Regions from separate parts of the Mus musculus genome. Here all the other regions are linked to region 1. Evidence: chromatin loops called from intact Hi-C (ENCODE). Cell type or tissue: left cerebral cortex. All regions are shown on one strand. Each heading gives the region's core, and the rest is flanking DNA. Links, peaks and the distances in the headings are about the cores only.

The links. Hi-C counts contacts between places; a loop is a spot of excess contacts. Peaks named below come from ENCODE experiments on the same cell type or tissue, not always from the same donor. Only the 100,000 strongest peaks of a DNase experiment are listed, where the experiment ranks them.
Region 2: a loop joins it to region 1, with 8 times the contacts of the local background. A loop is called at or near these places in 21 of 42 quality-filtered maps.
Region 3: it touches region 1 in a loop (2.0-fold over the local background); 6 of 42 quality-filtered maps call a loop at or near these places.

Annotation. Positions count from the first base shown.
Region 1 is chr7:109,615,796-109,623,561 of GRCm38, reverse strand. It overlaps Denn2b (DENN domain containing 2B), which reads left to right and starts at 6,415. Exons shown (of 20, transcript NM_001001326.1): 1 at 6,415-6,504. In left cerebral cortex, for the core only: a CTCF peak has its summit at 4,638; a DNase peak (open chromatin) is centred at 4,638; H3K4me3 peaks cover 436 bases; H3K27ac peaks cover 699 bases.
Region 2 is chr7:109,522,532-109,530,297 of GRCm38, reverse strand. Denn2b (DENN domain containing 2B) reads left to right here. Exons shown (of 20, transcript NM_001001326.1): 15 at 2,507-2,684; 16 at 2,913-2,954; 17 at 3,961-4,072; 18 at 4,520-4,759; 19 at 4,949-5,035; 20 at 5,618-6,387. The coding sequence ends at 5,652. Among named protein-coding and RNA genes, the nearest start is that of Snora3, 6.3 kb to the right of the region's middle. In left cerebral cortex, for the core only: a CTCF peak has its summit at 1,783 (motif pointing left); DNase peaks (open chromatin) are centred at 1,767 and 6,047.
Region 3 is chr7:109,668,221-109,675,986 of GRCm38, reverse strand. It overlaps a transcript of Denn2b not described here. Among named protein-coding and RNA genes, the nearest start is that of Akip1, 32 kb to the left of the region's middle. In left cerebral cortex, for the core only: no CTCF peak of the experiment used is centred there; DNase peaks (open chromatin) are centred at 3,611, 4,040 and 4,305; H3K4me3 peaks cover 1,632 bases; H3K27ac peaks cover 1,378 bases.

The DNA of each region.
Region 1 (7,766 bases), core at 1,906-6,905:
GAGCATGCTACCATTCAGCAACAGCCTTCCATATTGCTACTCACTAGTAGAAAAGCAAGAGCATAAAATCCTTTAAGGACTGGGAATTGCAGCCATGTCTTTAAAGAGATAAGAAAATACTGGGGCCAGCAAGATGGCTTAGTGGATGAAGGTGCTTGCCACCAAGCCTGATGATCATAGTTCAATCCATAGGACTCATGGTGGAAAAGAGAACTTACCCACAAGAAAACAAATTGTGGCTAGAGAGATGGCTCAATGGTAAGAGTGCTATCTGCTCTTGCAGAGGACTTGAGTTCTATTCCTAGCACTCACAGGTGGCTCATGGGGCATCTGATACCCTCTTCTGGCATCTTACAGGCACAAGGTGCATACAAAACACTCATACACATAGAAATAAATAAGTTTTAAAAGAGCATTATAAAAATGAATAAATGCAAAAAGACAGAAATTTCGGGGTTTTTTTGTTTTGTTTTGTTTTGTTTTTTTGCTTGTTGTTGTTGTTTTTTGAGACACAGTTTCTCTATATAGCCTTGGCTGTCTTGGAGCTCACTCTGTAGACAAGGCTAGCCTCAAACTCACAGAGATCTATTTGCCTCTGCCTCCTGAGTGTGAGATTAAGTTGTGTGCCACCAGTGCCTAGCCACCACACACTTTTTTAGTGACCCAATGTAGATTCTGCTAATCATATCTTCTATAAAGTATAGACGGGTATGTGTTCTCTTTGTACAGTGAGAGCCTGTCTAAAACTCGTTGCTCTGAAGAACAGCGGCTTCTGTTCTGAGGCTCTGAAGATAAGCTGTTTGCTCATCTTGCAAGTCTTTCCATTTTTCCGTTTATCCCACACATGTTGATTGCTAGGATGAGTGAGCTGCTAAGGTCCTTGCACTGAGAGACGCTTGGGCCTCTGTGAGGCCAGGGTGTGCAAGTCATGATAAAGCGTTACATACGACATAAGACATGCAGCCCTAGCCGGCTGTGGGCCCACAAGCATTTCTCAAAGGAGGTGTCCTTGAGGTGGGCCTTGAAGGCTGTAGGGTTTTGAGTGTGGGAAGGAGAGGCAGCCAGATGCTGTAACAGCATGAGCAACAGAGTGGGAGAGAAAGGTGTGGGCAGTTCTCAAAGCACTAGGTTATATGCAGTGTCATGGTGTGCTGTGGTTATGCTTACACTGGCATAGTGCATCGGGGAGGAATGGGTTACATGTCTTCAAATTATAACCACACACACACACACACACACACACACACACACACACACGCATGTATATATTTTTTTCAGCATCCAATTTTTTGTCATCCTGGCATGAGTTTAGGTAACAAAGTTCAAGCTTGAGAATTGTGCAATCAAGTTACAAAAACAACACAATAACAACAAAACCCTTGTGTTTTAAGCATGTTTGTAATTTTGTGCTGGAACACATTCATAGTTATCCTTGGCTGCATGTATTCTGCAGCCGGCATTGCATTGCAACATGACATTTTTGTCAGCATGGTAACCTGTGCTACACAGTGGAATGGAGAAGACAGTGTTTAATCTCTGGATAGAGCTGACCCTAGAGAATATTGCCATTGTGAGAACTGACCCATTCCTCAGCTTACTGGGTTTGGCAAAGATACAGTAATAATGGAGGGCCTACGAGTGGGCATTCCAGTAATGAGAGAGGCTATAAAACTCTAGAATGCATCCCTAGGAGAGTGACCTTACCAGGAAAGTGCTGGGAAACAAACCACAGGGAGACTTGACAGGAATTTTTGGTTAAACCCATAGGCAAGACATATGTGGGAGGGGGGAATGTAATTACAGTTTGTAAATCTATGAAAAGATGCAATGAGTGACATGGAATAGTTGTTATGGGTGTCTCCTTCCTAAAGGAAGGGTTTTTACACAGTTTTTCTGCAGATATTTTTTTAGTGCCTGTTCTACACTGGGCCCTTTATCAAGTACAGGGACTATGGTAACAGAATAGTCAAAGTTCCTGCTCTCACGTGGGGAGGACTCACAATAAGCAAATAACTGCATTAAAGCACACTTACAAATCCTCATGAGTGATTTGAAGGATAAGTACAGGGAGCTAGATTTGGAGGACTGGAAATCAGGAGATGAGAGTCAAGTTGAGGCAAGATTAGAGTCATCTGGGCAATGATTTGGGGTGGAGTCCCAGGCTAAGCTAGATAGCCTGGAAAAAAAGAATCTTATACTTTTGGTGAGCTAAACTACCATGTGCTCAGAGTAGGGAAGGGAAGGAAGTATGCTGAGAGGAGGGAAGAGGAGGTCGTGCTGGGTCTTTAGAGGTCTTGCTAAGAACCTAGAGCTCATCCTAAGAGCTCTGGGAAGCATTGAAGTGTTAAGCAGGAAATGACATGATCCTGTGTCAAAAGGGGCTTCAGACAGCCGTGTGGAGAATGGATTTGTGAGGCTATGATGCTGTGGAATGTATATTTGGTCTTCCTCCTGTTTCCTGGCAGACAACTCCTAAAATCCTTTGGAATCTCCAAAGCAGGATATGTCTATTTGTATTTGCCTGGTGCCTGTGGGCTCCTGCATGTCCTCAAGATGGGAGCTGCTTGTGTTTAGAAGATTGTAACTTTAGTCTTACTCCATTACTCCTGGGGAAAAGAGAGGGGGGTGAAAGTTAAGTTGGTTAAAATGACTAATGATACAATCTGTTGTGCTTATATGCCGAATCTTCCATAAAACCTCAGAGGACTGGGTTTTGAGAGCTATAGTGGAGCCAAACATGTGACCTTTGTAGAGAGGACTTGGAAGCTCTGTGCCCTCCCCATACCAGCCATATGAATCTCTTTCATCTACAATACCGTTTATAATAGACTAGGAGATCTAAGTGATTCCTAAAGTTTTATGGGCCAACCTATTAATAGCAAATGTGTTAAAGTCAAGGATGTAACTGTGGAAATTCTGATTTAGATGTATATGTGCTTGTCAGAAACACAGATAGAACAGTCTGACCCTAGCAATTGGCATCTAGCGAGGTGGGAGGCAGCACTGAGGACTGAGCCTCACGGGGCTGGGTTCAGTCTCCAGGGAAAGTGTCTGAATTATACCAGAGGGCATACATCTACTGTTAGACTGATGGTTTGCTCGGTATGTTTGGAGAAACCTCTACCCAGTTGGCAACAGAAGGCCTCTGTGTTTATTGTTGTGTGGCAGTGTATGAGAAACTGAGTTTGATTTTTCACTATTTTCCTTGAGGGCAAGAGGTGAAACTAGGATAGTTGGGTTTCTGCAGTAATTACTGAATGGGTAGGCAGTGATAGAAGTGGAGAAAAGGGGACATATATTAAATATATTTTTCAAGTAGAATTATTTGGGCTTGGTAAATGGATTGCAGTGGGAAGGGAAAGAGACCTGGAGATGTCACCCAGGTTTCTGGCCCAAGTATGTGTATGTACTTGTGGTTTTTTCTTTTTTCCCTGTAGTGTTAGGGTGAAATCGAGAGCCTTTTGTGTGTCTGTCAGTGCTGTCTCTTTGAGCTTTCTCCCAAGCACTTTATTTATTTATTTGCATTTTATTGAAAATATTGCATTTATTTATTTGGGTATGTATATGGGTAAATGCATGCCATGATATGCATATGGAAGTCCAAGACAACTTCAGTTTTCTCTTTCCACTGTATGAATCCTAGAGATTGAGCTAAGGTTCGCAGATTTGGTAGGAAGTCCCTTTACCTGTTGAACAATCTCATTGGCTCTCTGTCTTAGTTAGGGTTTCATTGCTGTGAAGAGACACCATCACCAAGGCAACTCATATAAAGGTAAACATTTAATTGGGGCTGGCTTACAGTTTCAAAGGTTCAGTCTATTACCATCATGGTGGGAAGCATGGTACCATGCAGGCAGACATGGTGCTGGAGGAGCTGAGGGTTCTCCATCTTGGCCCACAGGCAACAGAAGGACACTCTTACTTCCACACTGGGTGGAGCATGAGCACTAGGAATTCTCAAAGCCTGCCTACACGGTGACACACTGCCTTCAACAAGGCCACACCTTTTAATAGTCCCACTTCCCATGGTCCAAGCATATTCAAACCACATCCTTATTTTGTTTGTTTATTTTTAAAGATTTATTTATGTATATTAGTATTTTGCCTGTGTGTGTGTTTGTGTAAAATTCGTGTGCCATGGAGGTTGGAAGAGGGTATCGGATCTCCTGGAACTGGAGTTATGGATGGTTGTAAGTCATCATGTGGGTGCTAGGAACCAAACCTGGTTCCTCTGCAAAAGTAACTATGTTCTTAGCCATTGAGCAATCTCTCTAACCCTATAGCCCTTATTTTTAATTTTGAGACAAGATTTCATTGAATTACCCAGACTGCCCTCTGTAGCCAAGGCAGTTGGTGACATTGCAGTTTACTTCAGCCTCCTGAGAAATTGGTATTACAAGCTTGACTGACCCACTGGCAGACAACGTGGGTCTGTACAATCCTCCTTCAGAAAAAGCCAATCAGGCGTGATCTGAATCCAGTCCTGCAGAGGCAACAGAGGAAGTCGGCTGGCCTTGCTTCTTTCCAGTTCCAGGAGCTCATATGCAACAGAAGGGTTCTGGTCTCCCCAATTCAGGCCCCAACTTTATTCTTTCTAAGGACAAGATACCAAAGAATCTCTAACTCCGGTGTGCCGCTAGGGGGAGCATGGCCTGCGTTGTGTGTCTGGTCTTAGGGCTTTTAACATTTAGATTACTTTAGTGACTGACTTTCTGCTTTGGTAGCCTGACTCACACTGTTTGACTGGAAGGGTCCCAGAAAATTTTAGTTGATATTGTCAACTCCAGTGAATTTGATCTTATTGTAGAAAGGGGTGGACTTGCCTCATCTGGGTTCGGAGACTAGGCAGGTGTGTGTTCCTTGGGTTCAGATAAAGAGCAGAATTTGCTGTGTTTAAGAGGAAAGAGAAACAGAGCTTTAGTGATACTGAATTCCTATGCAGATGTGGGGATTCTGGGCTTATCACTACTTAAGGATCTGTAGTAGTCTGCCATTTCTACTTGGGTTTTATGTCGTGTTTTTGTGTATTATCTTCAGCATATATTTGTGAGTTAAATTCAAGTCAACCAAAGTCTGGTTTTGGGAATTTTGTAGCATACTGAAGGTGAGTCAACATCACAAGGAATTCTGCAAGGGATAAGCGTTACAGATTCCATCAGGGCCCCCCCACCCCTCCCCCAGCATTATTTTGAGGAGCAGCATTGGAGAATGGCCTCCTTGAGCCTCATTGTCTTCATCCTCATCAGCCTCCACCTTCCCACATGCAGTCAATCCATTTACCAACCCCGAGTTCTACTTGAAAAATATATCTACTAGATTGGTGGAGGAGAGGTACTAACAATTGGGGGGTGGTGGATGAGAGCTGAGTGCCTAATTTGAAGTGTTTTTGACTAATAGCACCTTGACACTGCACCTCACACCCTAGTCCTCTGCCACCCCAGTATGAGATATATTCATAGAAAGTAGAAAGTCGGGAGGAGGCTGGCTCAGTGACAGGTGGCCAGTTGGCGATGAGGTCAGGCACTGCTAAGGTCTTGTGACTCTAGCTCTGGTATTCTTGGCAACTGTTCTGCTTAATGTATGCCAGAAAGTTGAAAGGCTTGGACACTGGTTTTGGATCTCTCATTTCCTGGTTCAGTAAATGGGAGCAAGTAATTTAACTTTACTTTAGATACATTTTTAAAATGTGTTAAATTAATATAACACCAGTCGTAACTTTTAGGACTACTCTGTCAGAGAAAAAAATGAACCAGGATTTGGGAGGTTATTTTGGGAAGATGTAAGATAGTACTTGGGGGTAGGGCAGGGCATTTTTTCTCTAGTTTGCAGCAGATATTGTGCATGTCATAGATGTTATCGGTCATTAAATCTTTGGGCTAGAAGGGTGGCAGATAGATTTACCTTAACAGGACTTAGATAGAGTCTTCACTTTCCCTTGGAGGCCCACACTTGTGGTTCTTAGAAAATGAGCTGGTTTTCAAGATCAGGCTTCTGTGTACTTTATAGCAAAACATAAAGGACTAGGAGACCCTTGACTTGTCTCTACTCTCAGTTCCTAACTAGTTAGGTAAGTGTGGATCAAGTATCTGATCTCTCTGGGCCTCAGTGATCCCATCTATAAAATGGTAGCAAACCTATCTGACCAGTGTGTTAAGAGCATCAAACAAACTAGTACATCTATTTTGAGAGGGTTAGGCAGCATCCAAGCAAAAGTATACATAGGGCTACTAAAAGGGCCTTCTGTGTCCCAGGTACGGCCCTGGCACTTGTACAGTTTCTCATTGGAGGCCTGGGCTGTGGATCTTTTGTTCAGAGAGGAGGCTGTTTGCATTGTGTTTGATGTCCTGGCTCTGACTGTAGACTTAAACAGTGTTCCTCCTAATCCTGATCTAGTTTGTTTCTTCTCCTTTGCAGGAAGACAAGAGACTGCTTGGGCTCTGGCACTAGTACCATGGGACCCTGTACTGGCTAAAAGCTGTCTCCAGGACCTGAACAGTCAACAAGGTAACCAGAGAGGCCAGTCTAGGCCAGCTTCTAGGATGTGAACTGTGTTTCTGCCCCAAATGCTCCTGAAAAATCCCAAGCGAACAAACAAGTTGAGGCAGCACGCATCAGGGTCCCTCCTCATTCCGCTGCTGCTGCAGGACCCAGAGGAAGTGCTTGCTTCCCCTCCAAGCCTTCAGCTAGCTCCCTCCCCTTTGGCAGGGATTCTTCCAAGTTATAAAAGCTGAGACACTAGAGGGGAGGAAAACAAGTCCACTCACTGTCCTCACCCTTCTCCCCTCTGGGTTGTTGCAGCAAGTTCCCAGGAACAGACCTGGGCTCCTGGTTGACTGGAAGGGAGGTAGGAGGAGTGGAATGCATGCATAAACTGAGCCGATCAAAAGACCGCGCTGTTTCAAGGCCGGCTAGAACTCAGAGAATGTGTAGAAGCACGCGCACGCATAAACGTGCGCGTGCTAGCTCGCTCCTGGGACACCGGGTTGAGGGAGAGCGCCTAGCTGAGTGAGAGCAAGCCTGCAAGCGTGTGTGCAGCCTAGGACAGGTCTCCATGACAACCAGCCTGACTGGCTAGCTGCGCTAGCTCTGCTCACTTGGCTGGAAGGAGTGTCTTGAAAGGTCAGAGGAAGGAGCTGTGGGAAGTTCGCAGCAGGTACTGGAGCTTAAGCCAGTGGATCTGGGGGCCCTGGGCTCCCTAAGCGACTGTGGTGTGAGCCAGCCTCTGTGGAGAATGGAGTGGGCAAGAAATCACCCGGACTACCAGGTAAGGGCACCTCTGAGCCCCTTGCTTTGAGTCGGGCTGTTTATGGCAGGCCAGTGTCTGTGCTCTTCACTTCAGAGTTTGGGGGTCGAGAATGATGTCATACTCCAACAGTTGGATTCTATTAGCTCCGGGAGGAGGAGGGAAACTGCCAATTTTCTTGACTTTGCAAATCTAGCTAATCTCACTCTGGCTGAATCGGAGATGTTTAGGCTTCACTCTGCTTTTATTTAGCACAAAGCCACTGGATATTTTCACAGGAAGGTTCTTTTATAGGAAAATGAGTTCTCATCGCTCTAGCACTGTTGAAGTTCTTATGTGGAAACTTTTGAGCAGCTTGGTCGGTTTTACCTCGTGCTCTCTTATCTCCATGCTGCTATGTCTGACTTGTAACAACAATCAAAGTAGCTAATGAAGCTCAGAGAGGAGCCTGCAGTGAGTTTCAAGTCCATCTGGGACACTTGACAGGGCAGAGGGACTGGCACAACAATATCTGAGCGGGGGC
Region 2 (7,766 bases), core at 1,695-6,694, 93 kb after region 1:
GAGAGGATGGAAGGCTGGGGATAACGTGTCACTCTGATCAAAGAAGTCAAGGCAGTAGTTTTTCTAGCATTGTATGTGTGCTGCCACTTAGCTTAGTCATTAAGCTGCATGCTGTGTTGTGCCTTGTATCAGGTGCTAAGAGGAAGGCAGTACAAGTTCTTGCCGGCTTCTCCTATGGTGGGTACCAAATCCCTGGTGTAGCTGAAAAGAGGAACTCTCCCAATTGCTCTCAGGCAATGGGCAGAAATGGTGGTTGCTGTTTGGAGACAGGATCTCACTGTGTAGCTCAGGCAGGCCTTGACCTTGCAGTCCTTGGGCTCCATTCCTGAGTTTGATATTAGAGGTGGGTGCCACTACCCCTTGCTGAGCTGCCCACTTTTCCAAGGACGGTGAGAGTTAGGAAATGAAGGCTGCCTCTCTCATACTCCTTTCATAGCTGTGGAGCTCTGGGTACTGCAGTCTAGGTCAGCTGTTCTCAACCTTGGGTCACAACTCCTTTGGGAATTCAAAAAGCCTTCTCACAGAGGTTGTCTAAGACCATAGGAAACACACATATTTACATTATGATTCATGACAGCAAAATTACAATCATGAAGTAGCAGTGAAAATAACTTGATGGTTTGGGGTCACCAGAACATGAGGAATTGTATTAAAGGGTTATAGCATTAAGAAGGTTGAGAATCACTGCTCTAGGTATTTCAAGGCCTATCTTGCCTTTGTAAAGGGGCCCAGTCTGGCAGCTAAGACTAGTGATGAATGGCAGAGTGGTATTCTGTCCAGCGTGGCCTCGCCAGATTGGAGTGTGGTCCCTGACAGTACCTGGACCCTGAACGTGCCCTTTGAAGTTTTTCAAAAATCCCCCTGCCCTTTTTTTTTTTTTTGTAGTTTTTGTAGTTTTTGAAGATCAGTGTGTCCCTTGGCTTAAAGCAGATCTTTCCCTGATCTTTGCCAAATTACTTTCTTGCTGTCCTCAGGAGAATGGCTTTCAGGGTCAGGGCACCTAGGTCTCCGGGCACAGCATATTTTTGGTGCCCATTAGGTGACAAGTTAGTCACACAAGGGCCTGGCTGACTATCATTGCCTTAGAGAAAATGAGCAGGGATTGCTTTTTATAATAGATAGGTCTGACTTTTTGTCTCCATCAGGGGATTAGGTGTAAATGTGTGAGTCCACGCTACAGCATCCCAGGGAGAGCCCTGATACTTTTTGGGCATGGGGTAGACTTCACAACATAACCAAGAATGATCCCAAACTTGCTATGCTTTGTAGCACACAGGCTGGCTAGGAACTCACGAATCTCAGTCTCCTAAATGCTAGTTATGTACCATGGGCCCAGGGGACCCAGACTTTTTCTGGGTGATGAGTGAGGTCCACTAATGCAAAAGAAAATGAGGTTTAAAGTGAGCTGGGCTCTAGGCCTTTTGTATCGTCATCTGTGATATGGTCCCTAAGTGGAAGGTCTTTTCTTAAATGTAGGCCTTGCTGTGCTGTCCAGGCAGGGTTCAGATGATCATCGGTTATAAGCCTCTAGCTAGCCGCTTCTGCAGTGCTTGTCACAGCACTTGGCTTGTCTGGAGGTGCTTTGGCTTGTCTCCTGGCAGGCCAGCTGTGCCTGTGTCTGCTGGTGCCTCACACCAGGCCTCTACACAAGCTGGGTGTGTGCACTCCGTTTTGCCTGTGAACTTCAGGTCTGCCCCACTGTGCTTGTCCTCCTGGTTTCCCTTTGGTCATTGGGCTCCTGTAGCCAGCCCTGTGGATTCCACCGTGTGGAGGTCTGGAGCCCCCTCCAGGACAAGAAAGGGATGACCCCAATGAGACCTGAGAATGGTGTAGCCCACCGCACACCTCCTGATTTCTGCACTCTCCCTTCAGTCAGATCACTGTTACCAGCTAAGGAGAAAGAAATAGAAAGCCAGAGGGCAGAGCAGTACTGGGCTAGAAGATGGCAAAACTGGTTGTGTCCTGGCTGCCTCTTATGACAAACTGGGCATCCCACAGAACACAGCTGTGAAAGGTAGAACAGCCTGAGGGACTTCTGCAGGGTTTTCCAGCTCCTGCACACTGGAGCTTTGTGATAAGTTCCTTTGTGCTTCTTAGCCTGAGCTAATACTCCCACCAGCTCATCTGGGGGTGAGTGTGCAAGCATATATGTGTGAAGGAACCGGTGATAGTTCTCTTGGGTGCTGGGATTATAGACGTGTATCACCACACCCAGCTTTTCTGGGTAGCAGTGTGAAAGAATAAGTCCTGGAAGTTTGAATACTCACCTTTGGGCTCTGTCTGGGTGATGTGTGTGTGTGTGTTTTGTTATGCAGACATGCATATGCATGCAGAATCCTCTGTATGTCACAGTGTGCTGAGTACATACCTTTGTGGCTGTGTCTTGTAGAATCCCTAAAAGTGCAGTTCATCAAAGGATACCCTGAGCCCCTGTAGTTTCTAATTATCCTTCCCTGAGGGTGTTGGCCCTGGGCTCAGTTGCCCTGTCTCTCTGTCTGTCCATCAGTACCCTGTCCAGCTGCTCTCACGCGGTGGTGGCCTTGCTCTACCCCTTCTCCTGGCAGCACACATTCATTCCTGTCCTCCCAGCCTCCATGATTGACATTGTCTGCTGTCCCACCCCTTTCCTGGTTGGCCTGCTCTCCAGCTCCCTTCCCAAACTGAAGGAGCTGCCTGTGGAAGAGGTAAGCCGCCCAGGGGCAACCAGCCAGGGGAAGGGGAGGAAGAGAGAAAGGCTGTGGGGATCATCTTACCTCAGCCCTGGCCTTCAAACAGCTTCTGTACTTTCTCCTGGGAGGTTTATCTGGCTGACTCTTTCCTGTCATCTGTCCCTGGGAACATGGGAGGTCTGGACACCTATCAAAGGCATTGCAAGACTCAGTCCCTGATCACTGCTTCTGACCCTTTCCCAGGCACTGATGGTGAATCTGGGATCTGACCGATTCATCCGACAGGTAAGAGCCGCATATTACAGAACCTGAATCTGCCTAGGGAAGGCAGTGGGCACTCAGTAACCACCCGGCCTGCTTTCTGATTTTTGAATTTCAAACTCACAGAATAGACGGGTGGAGCAAGCTGATTTCAGAACCCTTGGCCTCAGTGGGATCTGCCTTTCTAGCCTTTGTTGTTGGTTTTTCTTGGATCTAGGGTCTCACTATCCAGCTCTGGCTGACCTGGAACCTGTGATGGTTCTCTTGGGTGCTGGGATTATAGATGTGTATCACCACACCCAGCTTTTCTGGGTAGCAGTGTGAAAGAATAAGACCTGAAAGTTTTAATACTCACTTTTGGGCTCTGTCCGGGTGATACGTGTGTGTTTGTTTGTTTGTTTTGTTTTTGTTTGTTTTCTTTTGAGATAGAGCCTTGATGTGTTTGAGCATATAACCTAAAAACAGAAAATGGACCTGAAATTTTCTCTGAGCCAGTGCTCCCATCAGATAACACCTCTCTAGAGATATTCTGGGGATTATGAACACTACTGAATGTGCTTCATATAAAGGCTCACAGTCATTGCTGCAAAAAGCCCTCGCTAGTCATGGAGTCTTCTCGGCTTCCCATAGAGCATGACCTAGCAGGTCCCCTTTGGGAACAGACAGCCTATTACAAACCACTGCTATAACTAAGGACTCCCCAGGTTAAAGCACCAGGATACAGCCCCGGCACCAGAGTATGGATCGGGAATAGCATTCTCAGTACAGGTTAGGCCAGTCTCTGCGCCAAGTTCACTGCACTTCCTACCTGAGTGAAAGTAGGACGAGAAGGGAGATGGGGTAGGAGATCCTGCATGGGTCCAAAGAATCAGCTGCTCTTTAATCTGTAACTTGGGCAAGTTTCAAACCTTCCTGTGCTCGCTCATTATGCGAGGGTGCTAATAGTGTCAGTGCTGTTAGAAGCTCTGTGAGCTGGGGCCTGGCACGCGTCAGTGTCAGCTGTGGTCACCCCTGCTGTCTCCTCCTGCAGATGGACGACGAGGACACACTGTTACCTAGAAAGTTGCAAGCTGCTCTGGAGCAGGCTCTGGAGAGGAAGAGTGAGCTCATCTCCCAGGACTCTGACAGTGACTCTGATGATGGTGAGGGTAGAACCTTTCTGCTCTGAGTCTGGACTTCAGACCTTGAAATCTGTACTGTCCGCTGGGGCCTTTCTGGCTGACGAAGCCTAGGTGTAGGAACTGGGTCACTCTAGTTAGGCCCAGTGCCTTTTCTGCCCCAAAACATGTCACTACAGACTTCTCGGTGACAGGAAATGAATCAACCCCTCCCTCTTAGGCCTTGTTTCAAGCCACTGCCCTCACTTATGTGGAAAAGGTGATGCTTTGGTCTCCAATTTCTGGGAAGTATTTGCCAACTTGTGTGCTTAGAGCAGTTTCTGACCTCCAGGGGCTCATAGCTAGGTGACAGCTCTTAAGCAAAGGACAGTTATGAGTGCTGGTTAGAAGCGTGTTGGGAAGAGACTGAAGCAATGCGAGGTCGGCCTTCTAGAATCTTGGGCTGAATGTGACTTTTCTTTTCCCTTCTAGAATGTAATACCCTCAATGGACTTGTGTCAGAGGTGTTTATCCGGTTCTTTGTGGAGACTGTGGGTCACTACTCCCTCTTCCTGACACACAGTGAGAAGGGGGAAAGGGCTTTTCAGCGAGAGGCCTTCCGCAAGTCTGTGGCCTCCAAAAGTATCCGCCGTTTTCTTGAAGTTTTTATGGAATCTCAGATGTTTGCTGGCTTCATCCAAGACAGGGAGCTAAGGAAGTGTCGAGCCAAGGGTAAGGTCCCAGGCACTGGGATGGGAGCTGGGGGCTTCTCTAGACTCAGTATAACTAGGTCATTGTAATGAACTGCCAACTAGTAGACTAGATGTCTGCCTTGTCCCTTTTGTATCTGCACTGTGTGGTCCATCAAACACTCATGTCACCATTTTTCTCTCCCTCGTACCTGCTGTTCATCTTTCTCAGGCCTCTTTGAGCAGAGAGTGGAACAGTATCTAGAAGAGCTCCCTGACACTGAGCAGAGCGGGATGAACAAGTTTCTCCGGGGCCTGGGTAAGTTACTTGTTACTAATGAAGGTAGCCAGAGGGGTGCTGTTCCCTAAAATGCTGTGAATCTAGGCCAGCAAATATGATAGAGGCTGTAAACAGAGCAAGAGGAAATACTGTAAGCAGCTACTGCTTTAAGAGCATTTGGCAGAAGATTCACAAAAGGGAGCCACAGATTGGACCATAATTTGGTTTTTCTGTTGTCGCTGTACATCTCTCAAGTTCACGAGTTGAGTGCCACTCATCCTTGTTCTAGGCTGTAATATTACACAAGTCTTTAATGCCAGAGTGCCAGTTCTGTAAAACCCCAGTCCTTCAGGGACCTCAGCTAGTGTAATTGCACAATCATAGCAGAGGTTTTTTGTTGTTTTTTAAAGGCAACAAGCCACAGATGCAGGGTGTTGCCCAAAGTCACACAGTGGCTGATCTCTGTGTCCTAAGTTATGTTTTCCCTACCTTATCAGAGCCGTCATTCCTGTCTGTCAAAACTGATCCTTTTTGCAAGGAAAAGAAGAGAGGCTAGGAGAGAACATGGGTGTTGAAAGGGGATCATGAAACAGCCTCACCTTTGCCCTCTCCATCCCACAGGCAACAAGATGAAGTTCCTCCACAAGAAGAATTAAATGCCTTTCCTGGTAGCAGAGTTTAGTGCTTTGCAGAGCCCAGGGAGAGGGCCCAGCCTGGGACCCTGTGGGCTGCTGTGGCTACTTTGCTTCTACAGGCCCCACTCCAAGCCAGCCCACTTCTGCCTTCACCATATTCCAGGATACTGTTTGTAAATAATCTGCTGTAAGCTTTCCTGTTTTTGTAACAAGCAAAGAAAATCTGGTAAATATTTGTATATTCCCAAAGGGCCAGGTGCTTTCTTGCCTTGTCTGAGCTTGGATGGAGTCTTGCTGGGTGCTGGTGACTGGCCAATTATGTGCAGCTGACTGTCTCAGCCAAACCACTCATGTTTCCTCAAGACTTCTGGCCTGTCTGCCTGAGGCCCTGCTGCCAGTCTTGGGCCCTGGAGAGCAGGTGCTGTCTTAATTATGTATAAGAGGACTGGTTTTTTTTTTGTTTTTGTTTTTTTGGTTGTTTTTAAATCTAGAGTTTCTAATTTTTTCTTCTTAGTAGTTCCCCTATCTGCCAAGCCTCTTGTTTCTGAAAGGCAAGGATCACTTCGCCCTTTTTTGCAATGTAGAGCCAGGCACTTGGGCCTGGTCCTTGTTCCTTCCATCCTCTGACATGGTCAGTGAGTCATGGGAAGCGGAGCTCCCGTCAGTCAGTGGTGGCCATGATGCGGTACAGGGCATTTCTCCTTCCACCATCCACAGATGTTCTCAATAAACTGTACATTCATTTTGGCTGAAGAGTCTTATTGTGTTCCTTTCACTTTCTACAGTTCTCTCCAACCCAGGCGAATCTAGATGCGATGCCATGACAAAGGGGCTGGGTTGGGTTCCTGGCCATCCCTGAACATGAGTTCTCAAGGTACATGACTTGTCAGTTCCCATTTAGCTTCCTTCTCTGGTAGCCACAGATTAGGGTGTTTCCAGTGATGGGAAGGATGCTCTTTGCCCCTGCCCCTTGCTATCATTAGGTGACTTTACTGGGTAGCCTCAGCAGCAGCAGCAGACTGCTAACACTATATATCTATAACTAACAAACACTATATATATAGTGTGTATATCACTGCTAACACTGGGTGCAGACTCTGTGCTTCACTGCCAATGACTCTTCCATGTCACCTCAGGTTTCTACACTGAAATATATTCAGAAAGTTCAACTACCTTCTAGGGAAGGAGAACAAGGGCTTTACTTTGGTTTCCTACCCAGGCCTTCACAGAACAGAGTTTGGCAGGATGCGAACTGTAACGTTCCTTGTCCTTGCAGCACCCTAATTTGAATGAGTCTCATCCTGGGTTTTCTTCCTATCCTTTCCTTCTTTTCCACTGATACCCATGGAAGCCCCAACTGGCCCAAAGGTGGAAGCTTTGTCTTCTGGGAAGGCAAAATTTTCTTCTGAGATTACCAGAAAATTCATCAGACTTGGGTGCTGCTGCCTTCAGCGTGGGCTTCCTAACAGAGTAGACTCCTTAGTAAAACACCCAGTTCCCTAAAGGTGCTTCTCCTTTCTGCCTGTCCCCACTCCCAATCCGAGTGCAGACTGGAGTGTAAACTTGTTTTAAAACTTTCACGTATTTTACAATAGTGCACTTAGGGACTGGAGAAGTCCGTAAACACTGGCTGCTCTTCAGAAGATTCGGGTTCAATTCCTAGCACCCACAAGCACCTGTAACTCCATCTCCAGAGGATCTAGTGCCTTTCTGGCCTCCAAGAGCTCCTGACATACACGCAGGCAGGAACATCCTTGAGTATACACTTGATGGCTTGGGTGGTGTGGGCAGTGCAAGCCTGGTTTGTGGCTGGCAGAATGTATTAAAGGCTCTCCAGGTTCCTTCACACAAGATCTGAACTCCCTAATTCTCAAGCCTATCATATCCAACTCTTCAACAGCCAAAATAACTTACATCTTAGTATAATAGTGTTATAAAAAAAACCTGTAAATATATGCTTTAGGAAATAACAATGCAGCCACATGCCTAAACCTTTACATAGAATTACTGTGGTTACATACACAATTGTCATGTTACGGACCCTATAATTGTCCCGACTGCCACATGCATGTCAATCATCCTCCACCCATAAACAGATACATCATCTGGACTAGGGGCAGCACACAGTATTATCT
Region 3 (7,766 bases), core at 1,695-6,694, 53 kb before region 1:
TCCTGCTATGGAGAAACCGGGTTGGTTGGACCAGGAAGCATAGCACCATAGCCAGGCTAATGGGCACATGTGCTATGGGGAATTCTGTTTCGTGAGTACTGGAGCTATAGACCCAAAAATCTTTCCCTGAAGGAAAAAAAAGTATGTCAACCCAAACCCCAAACAACTTACCCTGCTTAAGTGCAGGACTTAAACCAGCAAAAGGAACTAAAGCCCATCTTTGTGATGTCAAGTTCTGTTTTGGTGTGTGGTAAAATAGTTGGATTTTAAGTCTCTCAGAGTTAAAATATACAGACACTTAGCTATAAGATGTGTTGCCAGGCATCTGTATGGAATATGACCATGTAATCAGGCTGTATTGTACTTCTCTACACAAAGAGAGCCAAAGCTTCTACATCTGAAAATTAGGAGACTTGCATTTGTCTGACAGAAGACAGTACAGAGGAAATGACTTGGAGGCAGAGGAGAAGTAGGAGAGAGGATGAAAGGACTGTATTCATGCTATCCAAATTAGAGTCAGGATGTTTATGCTCAAATCTTGTCTTGGCTCTCATTGAGGGCACTGAACAACGGGGACATGGGAAAGTGTATCTCTGAAGTCCCTAATTTAGGCACTAAACAGACCAAATTCCTTCCACAAATGCTTCCTATTTTCAGCAGGCTGTTTCTGAACATACATTGTGATTAAAGTGCACAGCTGGCTAGTGCTAACCACTCCTTCTCTTTCCTCTGCTAGCTCTTCCCCACAGCTATTATTTTATTCTGTTGTTTATAAGTGACATGCTCCACAGGACAGCAGCCTACTGAGAGTATACTTACTTCTCTCTTCCTTTTCCTATGACGTCTCCCTGTTGCCCAGGTGTGTCTCAGACTCTCGAGAAGCTGGAACCACAGGCGTTTCACTGTGCTCAGCTCATTTTTATTCACTCAAATAGCATGAGTATTGAAATAGCATTGTAGACTTATTTCATGGTAAGTATATAGGATGTAATTGTGAGCAAACTAGACTTGACTCTTGTTTTCAGAGCATACTATCTTCCTAAGAACATTATTCATAGTTGGCCTTGTTCATCCAACAAAATGAATATTTGGTTAATGAAAATTAAAAGAAGTTCCAGATGTCAATGTTTCTAATAAATATTTAGCCAATAGTAGTCTCTCAGTAATGCTCACATAAGTGGAATTAAGATTAAGACTATGTTTAGAAACTTTTAAGATATGCTAATTTTCTTCCTGAAAGAACAGATCTAGTAAAGGTTTTTCTCAGGAATAAAAACAGTTCCACACATGAGCAGGCAAGATGTCTCAGTGGATAAAAGTGATTGCCCTAAGTTCATTTCTGGACATAGGGGCTGAATAGACGGCCAGCTGTTCATAGTGCTGCTGCTCTTGCAGTTCAATTCCCAGCACCCTTGTAGGGCACAGTAAAACAGCAGTAAACCTAGTTCCCAGCACCCATGTAGGGTACAGTAAAACAGCAGTAAACCTGGTTCCAGGGGATCCAGTATCCTCTTCTAGACTGCATAGTACCTGTACTCACTGATGCACATAACCACACACCGAACATACATATCTATGTGATTTAAATAATAGAGTAATTTTTAAAGCACCAGGTGCAGTGGCGATATGTGTCTTCAATCCCAGCCTGTGAGCTGGGAGGCAGAGACAGGAGAATCAAAGAAAGGTCAAAGGTCAGCTAGCTTGGAGTACAATATGGAAGAAAGAGATAGACCTTAAATTGATAAGTGGAAGGAGAGAAACAACTACTGAACATTGTTCTCTGATCTTTACATATGCTCTGTAGTATGCATACAACTGTGGATACACACACATACACACACACGTGGAGTTCTTTGTATAATTTATAAATGAAGTTTTCAGACAAAAAGAATGATTTGTACTTCATTATTGCCTCTTGCAATTGCTTTAGCACACAAGAATTCTCAGTAGCTAGAGATGAGAATAACTAATGTCCTGGATCTCTGTGGAAAAAAGTCTTGATGCCTTCTGTTCGGTTGACTTTCTCTATAGAGGTCACCCATGGAGAAAATGAAGTGTTAATGCATTAGTTTTAGAAGTGAGAGACCTATGAGCCTCTTACAGGGCTGGTGGTGTAGTCAGTGGTACAGCTTGTGCTCAGCATGCATGCTTGAGGCCTCTGAATTCTCTCTCCCACCCCTTCACCCACTACAGGTCCTTAGAGATGGGCATTTGCCAGGACTGTTAAGCTATGAGGCTTGGCTTGTCATTGCCCATTTCCTGTGTCCCTGGTCCTTATCCCTGTTGCCATACAGGCATTCTCTCTTTCTGTGTTGGGGTAATAATCACCCTAATTTAAGGCTGGAAATTTAGAGAGGCAAATCCATCCAAGTGTATCCCAGTTCTCTTGGAGGATCCACAGGCCAGTGAACCTGATTGTGAGTTTGGAATAAACCTATACTGACTTGCTCAGTTCCAGGCAACACCTTTGTTTTCCAAAGTGTCTCCACAGCAGCTAAAAGTCGGGGTTTTCCCAGTATAGACAGAGCCAGTCCAACTTATCAACGGTAAAGTCTATTCAACAGTGCAGACACCCTCTCTGGTGTCAATATGATGATGATAAAGAGCTAATGACATGATACTACAATTCATCTCTGACATCCTCTTTTGGAAAAGGAACAGTAGTTTTATATTACTTTGGTTCTTGTCACTAGTTGTGCTCAATCATGAGCAAGTTGAATTATTTCCAGGATAAATCTTAAACTTATTATTTTTAGTGCTTATCTTCTTGCAGCTGAGTAAATATCTCTTTAGGATATGTGACAATTCAATTGGCTTGGGCTTTGAAACAGGCCTTAGCTTTAGAGCCTGCTTATATTCATCTACATACATTGGTTCTTTTGAAATGCAGCTACTGTATGTAAAATTATAAAGTGTGATCACAGAGTAAACCCAGAGGCTCCCGTGTGCTATACCCCCAGCCCTAAAATTGTAAATTTTGATCTGTTTGGAGACAAGGTCTTTCTTTGTAGACCTGGCTACCCTGGAACTGGCTGTGTAGACCAGGCTGGCCTTGAACTCAAAAAAGAGACCTTTTTGCCTCTGCTTCTCTAGTGCTGGGATTAAAGCTGTGTGCTATCACTCCGCCAAAATTTTCAATTTTCAATTCTAAATTTTGAAAGTCAATTTTCACTATTTCTCATTCCAGTTCCATGGTCTATTTGTAAATAATTTATGGGAAGAGAATTCAAGTTACATAGCATTCTACCAAGTAAGTGTGGGCCTGGTTTGAAACGGATTGTTATACTAGGTTTATGATTGTTCCTACGAATTTCACTGGTAAATAAGACTGTCCCCCGGAACTTGTTTCTTCATTGAATAGCATTCTCTTTTACCTTTTGATTTTGCCTGCACGTGAAGTTTTTACAATTCTCACAATTCCTGTGGAGCTTTGATTTCAGACCTGATCCTTATAACCCTAGAGCTTTACTTCTGCTACTGGCTGCAGACCCAGGGTAGCTTCTTTTAATGTCTTTTCGGTTTCTTAGGGCTCCTGGGCCCAAAGCCAGCAGAACGGAAAGAGTACTTGGGTTTGTTTGAAGGCAAGCCGGCTGTACAGGCAGCTTTCCCAGACTTTCCCAGCTCCGGCTTTTCCTGCATACCAGCAGAGCGGCTTTTTTCCTCTGGTGATTGAAACCATCTGGACTGCAGGGGGGTCACGTGTGTATGAGAAAATGACATAAAGTTTCTGATCCCCTTGTCCTTCTGCTCCAGATCCAGACAATCCTTGGTCGGATGGTGCCGAGGTGAGGGCGGTGCGGTCTGGGGGCCTGACTTCCCACCCTACTTTGGTCATAGCTCCCCCCCCACCCCCCGCAACGTCCTTTCCCTCCCCCGCCCCCCCACCCCCACCCCCGACCCAACACCCGGGAGCACAACCCTCCTCCAGGCTGCAGCAACCCACCCTTTAGGACTCGGTAGAGGCACGCCTCCCCTGGCCCTGCAGCCCTCCCGCCGCCCGCCCTCTCTGCGAGAGCAGTCCCCTTCCTGGGGCTGTGCGGAGCTCCCGGCCGGCTCGGGCGGCGGAGGTAAGTGGTCCCGGTCGCTCTCTGGAGTCTCTGCTTCTGTTCCCCTCCCGGTGGCGGGCGCATAGGACTCAGATTCCAGTTCTGCGGCTCACCGAGCCCTTCCATCTTCTTTATTCCCGGCCCAGGCAGGGGATCCTGCTGCGTGAGTACTAGGTGCGGGCCATGGCTTTCAAAGTTGGTGGGAACTGCCCTTCTGGGCGATCGTGGCCAGCCCTGCCTTCCGGTCTGGCCCGGCTACGCTGTGTGGGGTATGAAGCGCAGACCAGAGTCTGGAATTGTGTAGAACAGCGGGATGCCAGTAGCCTTGGACAGAGACAGAGTTAAACTGCATTTACCTGAGCCTATGCTGTTCGAGTGCGGCTGGATGAGGAACACGCGTGTACGCTCAGACACAGCACCCACACAGACTAGCTTCTAACTCAAACAAAGGAAATTAACTTTGTCTTCTATCACTTGGATCAGTTAAACAGGGTTTGTTGGCTTGCTACCTCCTTACGCTTATAGCTTACTGGTGGTAACCTAGTGACCTAGCATTGAAGGAGCACACTTCAACATTTGCCATACTTTCAAGGTCTGAAAATCTAGTTCCAAGTAAAGGTGAGAGGACTGAACATTTTCTAGTGTTTTTAAAGGAACATTGCAGTGTTGTGGGAAATTTTGTATGAGCATAGCTTACAATAGTTTAGCTGCCTAGCCGAATGAAAGAATTTGCCATAATGCAGTCTCAGACCAGCTCTTTATCTCATTTCCACCCAGATGTTTCTGCTTTTTCATTGCAGAGTCTGGAGAGTGGTAAAGAAGTCATTAGTTCATGTCCAAGATGGTAAGGGCCACAAGGAAAACCCCCAACTAACTACATAGTAGTTTTGTTTTGTACAAAGGGTGTTTTTCAGAAGGTAGATGCCTTCGTTAACTTTTTTGGGTGGGGGGGATTTGCAGGGGACAAGGTCGAATGTATCTTAGGCTGACCCTAAACTCTTGAGCTTTTTCTGCCATCACTACCCAAATCCTGCGATTAGAGGTGTGAAAATACTGTGTCCTGCTCCCTTCGTGGATTTTTTTTTCCTCCTTAGATGTAAGAGATGCCTAAAGGACCAGAAATAGTATAAATTTTAGAAAACTTAATCAGAAGGACTGAATTGTCCATGGTCTCTGTATCTCATGCTGAATTAGGAAGACTCTGAAGCTCGGAGTCTATTGAATGTATAGTCTATTAAATGAAGCAAAAGCTGTGTGTATTCCCCTGTCCTGGATAAGAGTCTATAGGAGACTTTGGAAAGACTGTGCAAAATATGGGGAAGAGATTGGTACATATAAATACTTGGAGAAAGATACATGTTGGAGGTTTTTTTTTTTTTTCCTTAATTGGGCCAGAAAGAAACCCTTTTCTGTCAGTTTCAAGAAAACCATTATCATCAATGTATTTTCTATTGTGATTGGTTTGGTAAAGTGCTTGCCCTTCAATTTGTGTACTTTCAGAAAAAAGGATTGACACAAGTAAATATCTTGTTGATTGATTTATAATGTAAGAATTACAGACCATCAAGTAGAAGATGGTAATGAGGCAGGAACACTTCCCAGAAGGCTGTTTGAGTTGGGTTTGGAAGTGTGGTTGTGCAAATGAATGGTGCGGTTGATGGTTTTCAGGAGAGCAGAGTGAGCCATTTAGATAGGGACTAGGGAGAAGAGTCAAATGCAGCAGTGCTCTGAGCCAGGAGCTGCTGGATGCTCTCATTCTTCACTGGTGCTCTTGTTTTAAGGAGAGAAGACCAGAGCCATAGGATAGGCCGCCTGCTCAGGATGGCACAGCAGTCATGGCAGAGCTGGTATTTAGATGCCCAGTTTGCTGACTGACTGTGTGTCCACTGCTGCTTCCGCAGTGAGTGGTGGGAGGTCCAGCTGCAGGGACTGTGGTCAGCTTGAATTCTGGCTCGAGGGCTGGAATTTTATCCCACTCACATCATCAGCTTCTAAAGGTTTTTTAAGAAAGGCAACGATGGCCAGAAGTGTGGTTTTAGAAGTCATGTGACATAGGTGTATGAGAATGTGAGTGATGTCATATATACTTGTAATCAGGAGGATAAAAAGGAGATGTAAGCAAGGTATTTAGGTGTTTCAGGTTCTGCCCTGTTGACAGTAAGTACCCTGCAGGAAGTAGTTAGATAACTGGGAAGAAGCTAGTTGCATTAACCACAGGGTTGCTGGGAACATGAAGGAGCAAATGTTAGCTGGCATCCCTGAAATGGAATACCACTGGTGGCTTGTCCTGTATGTTCTGCCCACATTTTGCAATACTCCAGTGACAGTGTTTTGGACAACTACCCTGAGAGGCAGAGTTCAGTGCTGTAATTTAAGAGCCTTTCCTTACCTCCCCTCAATGTTTTGAGATGCTCTGCCTGAATACATTTTCTTGCTTCTAGTTAGAAATGCTTAATTTTAAAATAAGACAAAAATAAACTGAGATATCTTTCTAAACGAGACCAACTTTTTTCACCTTTTGTAATTGGTGGAACAATAAGAAGTCTTTGGAATATTATTGCATTGTATTGTAGAAATGATTTAAAGATGTAGACAGTCCTTCCTATCCCTTTACCAAGGAATTGCGTTTGTATGTACTGCTGGGAGACATAAAGGGTCCTTGAATCCCCAAATTTATAACAAGGCTCTTTGATTCTCCACAGATACTGGACACAGTCAGGGCAGCTCTTGGTGAAGCTATCTCATTAGAGTTCTTGAATAGCCTGGACTATTCCCTTTGCAGGCCGTAGGGGTTTTCCTCTGAACTTGTTTAGTGTTATGAAGACTTGGTATGCCAAAGAGTTGTTAAATAGTAAGAGGTGGCACAGAAAAGGTGGAAGCTCCCTGGACTCTGTGAGGGTAACCCTAGTGGGGACTCCTAACAATGGTGGACACAGAGACTGAACCGTCCATCCTCTATATCAGGCAAGACTGTCAGCCACAGAAACTTTTGATTAGAATCTGTCCCGTCTGCAAGATGTACTAGGGCAGTGGTAGTGCAGAATTTCTGGGAGTGGTCAACTTGTGACTGGTCTAAGTTGAGGCCCATGCCCGACACTGCCTAGATGACCAGGAACCGGAGGCTGGATAGCTCAGAGACCAAGAGTAGAACCAAGAAGCACACTGGAAAAAAAAATCCTAATGATGTTCTGCAATACTATAGAGGCAGCTGATGGGAGCAGATGCTGAGACCCATAGCCAGACATTGGGCAGGAAGGGAGACCAGGTTGGAGATCTCCACTGGGTCTCTCCCCAGGAACCCTATAGGAAAGAGGGAGGAGGAACTGTGGAACCCAGGGAGGTCTAGCACACTTGGAGAGCACATTAATACGTAATTAAGTAAAGTGGGGCTCGTGGGGCTCACAGAAACTAAGGTGGCAGTCATGTGGCCTGCATATGTGTTATGTTTGTTGGTTTGATGGTTTGGGGGGACTCCTGACAGTGGGAGGGGGAGCGTCTCTGACCCTTTGAGCATGCTCGTGAGACCCTTTTCCTCCTGGTGGGTTTCCTTGCTTAGACTTGATGTGAGGGTTTGTGCCTGGTCTTATTGTATCTTGTTGTGCCTTGTTTGTTTGACAAACAAGAGAGGCCTGCTCGTTTTGTTTTGTTTTTTTTGTTTTTTTTTTAATGAAAGTTTTTTTTAAGATTTATTTATTTATTCATTTATTATATGTAAGTACA